2 separate regions of the Homo sapiens genome follow, and region 2 is linked to region 1. Evidence: chromatin contacts called from ENCODE Hi-C or POLR2A ChIA-PET data. All regions are on one chromosome and are shown on one strand. Each heading gives the region's core, a stretch centred on a gene start or an enhancer-like site at or near the end of the contact. The rest is flanking DNA. Distances are from core to core; before and after follow the strand shown.

Evidence for each region. Hi-C counts contacts between places; a loop is a spot of excess contacts on that map. ChIA-PET counts read pairs that join two places held with the same protein, here RNA polymerase II (POLR2A). Pooled maps may share reads with other maps.
Region 2: a map of psoas muscle shows a loop between it and region 1 (2.0-fold over the local background). The contact joins two enhancer-like sites. A Hi-C loop is called at or near these places in 1 of 168 maps with a recorded cell type or tissue (psoas muscle) and 2 of 50 pooled maps. POLR2A ChIA-PET finds 5 or more read pairs at or near these places in 2 of 52 experiments (H1 and HepG2).

What each region holds. Positions count from the first base shown.
Region 1 is chr1:59,542,290-59,544,943 of GRCh38, reverse strand. All of the region lies in intron 7 of FGGY (FGGY carbohydrate kinase domain containing), which reads right to left. Among named protein-coding and RNA genes, the nearest start is that of MIR4711, 190 kb to the left of the region's middle. Within about 2 kb of position 1,348, at least 2 of the 41 ENCODE cell types and tissues checked have a DNase peak (open chromatin) inside an H3K27ac peak, as active enhancers do.
Region 2 is chr1:59,595,299-59,597,952 of GRCh38, reverse strand. The region is part of intron 8 of FGGY (FGGY carbohydrate kinase domain containing); the gene reads right to left. Among named protein-coding and RNA genes, the nearest start is that of MIR4711, 140 kb to the left of the region's middle. Within about 2 kb of position 1,357, at least 10 of the 41 ENCODE cell types and tissues checked have a DNase peak (open chromatin) inside an H3K27ac peak, as active enhancers do.

The sequences.
Region 1 (2,654 bases), core at 99-2,598:
AAGGCTTTCAAGTACACCCTGAGACAAAAGAGACAAAGTCAAATACACAGTAGAGAAAAATAGCCAGATGGTACAAAACTGTTGAGCTACACAGTCTGAAGGAGATGGAACTCTGCATTCTGAAGAAGTTGGTTAGTGTAAAGTTCTGGGTCTGAAGTCTGACAGATGTATATTTGATTCTTTCTCACCACCAGTTTCCTGTGCAAACTTCTGTAAGTGAACACACCTCTTCGAAACTCACTTTTCTCACTTGTAAGGTGGAAATAATGGCATTTCCTTTACAGGGTCATTTTTCCTGGTATCTGCACTTGATGGGGTTCAGGACATGCTATCCCAAAATATGGCATGTTAGTATTTTGAATAGTTTAAGCTGAAGGTATCTGAGAAAATCATAGAGGCATAGAGGTCACTCTTACCTTTCCCCCACCATTCTCCCCTAAAGCAGGTCATTAAACCTAGGATTTTCTGACTGTCCCCTGAAGCAGGTCATAAGACCCTCATGTGAGAGGTGCCCTCCCTGTACTCAAAGGAAAGCACCATCCTTGTATCTGGAGATGAAGGATCACACGGATGAAACTGCACTAACAGGCTTTGCTAAGTTCCCCAGTTTATTACCATTAAATCATGCCCTTCTTGCCCTATCATATTTTTCCATGTCTGTCTACTCTTCATCAAGCCTAACATAAAAATACTCATGTTTAACTGTTCCTCTGGGTCTACATTTCTGTATGATACCTCCCATATCACATAAAACATATTACATAAATGTGTATGCTTCTCTCTTGTTAATCTATCTTTTGTTAAAAGGGCCCCAGCTATGAACCTAGGATAGACAGAAGAAAAGATAACTCTCCTCGTCTACACTCTATTTAAGGTCCAGGACCCAAGGAAACCCCCCAGCTTATCTTGGGGCAAACTGGAATAGTTGCTCATCCTAGGTATAAGGCAAGAGCCTTGTACTTGGGATATAGGCACTACTAAACAAATGTTAGTGTACAATTTCTCTTGGGAGAAAGCAGGACTAGGTTGCCTTCAGCAACCTTCTCTTGCCCCTAGACAAATGGTCTCATTTATAAAATTATTCAAAGGCTCCTTGAAGGTAGGGAAAGTAATCAGCACCCCAGATAATCCCCTCAAAAACATAAAACAAACCAGTGAGATGCTTGAGGAAAACACCAGGAAACAGATGGGAAGTGACAGGACAGGTTCTTTAGAACATTTAAACTAAAAAAAAAAGCCTGAAATTTAAGGAAAAAAAATATTAATTAGCAGGCTAGCTCTCTTCTCTCTCCAACCTCTGATGCCAAGCTCAGTACCACCTCCTGTGATAAGAGTTTCGGTTGCAACAGAAACTTCCAAAGGTTTTGTCAGGGTTAGTTGAACATTGACAGATTCTTCACAGCTTGGAATTAAATCTGAGAGCCAAAACCAGGCCAAGTTTCTATAAAGGCTAGGATTTTCCCTGGGGAGGGTTAGAGGGCTCTCCCACCTCTAGACTGATTAATTTATCCTTGACTCAAGCTTCGGACAATAAGACCAAAAAAGACAAATAGATTCTGAACCTGGATGTTGATTCTATCCCTCGCCTGCCACCACTACTCCCAGGAGACTAGAAACGGGATTGTAAGGTGACCCACACCACCGGATAAGACTCAGGCCAGAGGGCTCAGAGAATTAAGTGATAGGCAGAGCAGCTGGGGAGAAAAAACAAGCAAAACAAAACAAAACCCTAAGCAGGATAAAAAGCCCAGGGTTGTGGCACAATGAATGACATGTGGCTGACATAGTTTCAAAGAGAACAACAGCTTAGATAAATAGTGTAGAAGATGAGAGTAAAAATGAATTCAGAAAATCTCATGAAGTATGCACTGACATTTTTCAAAACCTGCAGTTGAAATGACATCTCTGCTTCTACTGAGGACAAGATTTAGCTCTCCTCTCCACCTCTGCACCTGCTCTTGACACCTGCCCACCTTCTCTGGACAGCAGCCCCAGCCAAGCTTGGTTCTCCTTTCTCTGTGCCCATCCTAGGTGCCTTAGGGAATGAGTGCCTGTGAGGGAGGGCACTGACTTTGAGGGAGACACTTCCAGATATCACCATTTACATGACCTCACGCAAATGAACTGAGTTTTTTGGGCCTCTGACATCCCATCTCTAAAAGGGAAATGATGATTTAAAAGTAAAAAAAGCCAGGTGTGTTGGCTCATGCCTGTAATCCCGGCACTTTGGGAGGCCAAGGCAGGCAGATCACCTGAGATTGGGAGCTCGAGACCAGCCTGACCAACATGGAGAAACCCCATCTCTACTAAAAATACAAAATTAGCCGGGCGTGGTGGTGCATGCCTGTAATCCCAGGTACTCGGGACGCTGAGACAGAAATGCTTGAACCCGGGAGGCGGAGGTTGCAGTGAGCCAAGATCGTGCCATCGCACTCCAGCCTGGGCAACAAGAGTGAAACTCCATCTCAAAAAAAAAAAAAAAAAAAAAAAAAAAAAAAGTAAAGAACATACATATAGTCTTGGCTTGAAAGAACAGTGCTGTCACACGTTCAGCCCTGATTAATAGTATCTCCCTCCTCTGTTTAGAAGGATTCAATTCAGTAAACATTTACAGAGCACAACTTTACATCAGGTACTGTGCTCAGCACTGCTGG
Region 2 (2,654 bases), core at 108-2,607, 53 kb before region 1:
TGAGGTGGATCCTGAGTCAGAACCATATCTTCTATTTCTGTCAAATCCTCCAGGAGTGAGCATAGTACTAATTATGAATTAGTTCTCTAATACGGCAAAACCAATGCTCTTTTTTGATTCTAAACTGGCTGGTAGGAAAAATGGCTCCCTCCTGCAGACTTTAGAGTTCCGTTAAAAGGATGCCTGAGGGCAGTCTCCAGCCGAGAGTCTCTGCTGTGTGACCTTGGTCTTTGGGGTGTTCATCTGAAAAATGGGACAAATAAGACCTCTCTTACAGATCTGTAAAGATTAAATGTGGCACAGTCTATTACTGGCCTTGGTACAGTGCCGGGTACATTCAGTGACCCAGAGAAATGTAGCCTGTGTTAATATCATCACCTCCATACAAGCCAGGGTGAGTTTCTTATTTATGGATTGGAGCTCATGTGGGGGTTTAACTTTTTTTTAAAAGACTTGACACTATCTTGATTAGAATTCTGAAGTAGGGTACAGAGGTTATAATGGCTCTAGAGAAGAGGGAGAAAGAATCAACACGATCACTCAGATGGGTTAATTTCTACTTGTAAGATCTGTCAGTGGGCATAAGTAAAATTGAGGATTTACCCTGTTTACCGCATATTGTATAAAGGCAAGGAGAGTCCTGCTTGATTTATATCCAAGCATCTTTTACTAAAAGTCAGAATTTCTGTGCATAAGCATCAATCATTGCCTTTTGGAAGTGTTTCCCAATAGAACCCACTTGTGCTTCTCAGGCTTAGCTCAGAGGAATTCAGGATACATCCCTACAAGTCTAGACCTGAAGAATCCTGACCTTCAAAACACTTTCTCCATTTCTGGCCAGATAGAAAATGAGAAGACTAAACTGAATAGGCAAAAAGAATTCAAAACTTTCCATAGACACCTGGGTAGCTCCCCTGCTTGAGTGCAAAAGTATTATGAACTGAGAGGTGTTTATCAAATATCAGTGGAAGTGATGAGGGTGAAGGAATTTAACCCTTCCATCTTCTCTATAACAAAGGGGATTGATGAGAGGATTAAGAAAGTATGATGGCTGGATGGGAGGAAGTCAGCAGAAGAGAACTGAAGAGAGAGGGTCTGAAAGCCTACATTCCCTAGCTGCCTGATATGTTACCTGGGGCAGCACACGGCGGTACATGTGCCAGCACATCTGCGGCAGGCAGAACTGCTCACAGCCTCTTTCCTGCCAGGTCTGGACTAGGCCTGTGAATCTTTCCCAGGCCTGGGTGCCTGGAAGCCACTGCAATCAGCAGGGTGACCTATCTGTGAAAGGTGGGCCAGTTTCACACACATTCTTCCAGCTAAGATACTAGGCAAGCCTGAGTCACTCCCAGTTTTAATGGAAAAGGAAACTGAGCTTCAGAAAATCAACTCAAGTTCCTTCCTGGGATTACACATAGGGCAGAACCAAGACTTAGACCCAAATCTGACTCACAAGTCCATATCCTTCCTAAGTCACTTTTTTTTTTTTTTGGAGAAAAAAAAAAGATTGAAATAAGGAGAAGCAAGGAAATAGCAGGCAGACAGCACCTTCTTCCACATTAGGTCTGGAGGCAGCCCAGGTCCTTCTATGCCCTAAATGGAATATGTCCCTTGGTAAATTCAAGAGAGGTAATGGGATTTTCCTATGTCAGGAAAAAAGAAAAAAAAAATCACACATTTTGGTGGTATCTTTTCCCTCTTCTCCATATTCAACATTTTCTAAAAATGTTAAGTGAGCCTCATGTTAAAAAAAAAAGAAAACACTTAAAAATTGTTTTTCTATTTAAATGAATTTCTATAAAAGAGAAATGGTTTGTAACACAGAGGCAAGGGACAGTAAAAAAGAAGAAAGAGCCCTCAGAGGGAAAGTGGATCCGGGAGGGCTTAACCTCTGCCTGTACTCTATAAAAGATCACGCTAATATGTAAGGTATGTAAACACTGCAGAACAATCAGAAACAAATGAAATGATGGCTTCAGAGTAACAGTATTCAGCTGCAGGCAACAGCCAGGAGGCAGCTTTTGTTATGAACAGATCATAACAAAATGCCTTCGATGTGAAGCAGGCCTGATTTTAACCCTTGGAATAGGCTATCTAGGGTATGAACCTGTATCTGGGGCTCATCTGGACTTCTTTAGAAGAATAAAAGGAAGAAAAGCAACTGTCTGTCAAATATATGACATGATATAGGGTACAGTCAGTCCTGTGAGAGTGGCTTAAATAGAGATTGTGGTTTTTATTTATTTTTTATTATTATTTTTTTGAGATGGAGTCTCACTCTGTCACCCAGGCTGGAGTGCAATGGCGCGATCTCGGCTCACTGCAACTTCTGCCTCCTGGGTTCAAAGGATTCTTCTGCCTCAGTCTCTCGAGTAGCTGGGACTGCAGTTGCTCACCACCAAGCCCGGCTAATTTTTTGTATTTTCAGTAGAGATGGGGTTTCGCCATATTGGCTAGGCTGGTCTCGAACTCCTGACCTTGTGATCTGCCCACCTTGGTCTCCTAAAGTGCTGGGATTACAGGCATGAGCCACCGCGCCAGGCCAGAGATTGTGTATTATTGATCTGTAACATATTTAGCTCATAAAGCAACCTGTGCCAATTATAATTGCTCTTACTGTCATTTTTTTTTAAAAAAAGGCATTACAAATGAAT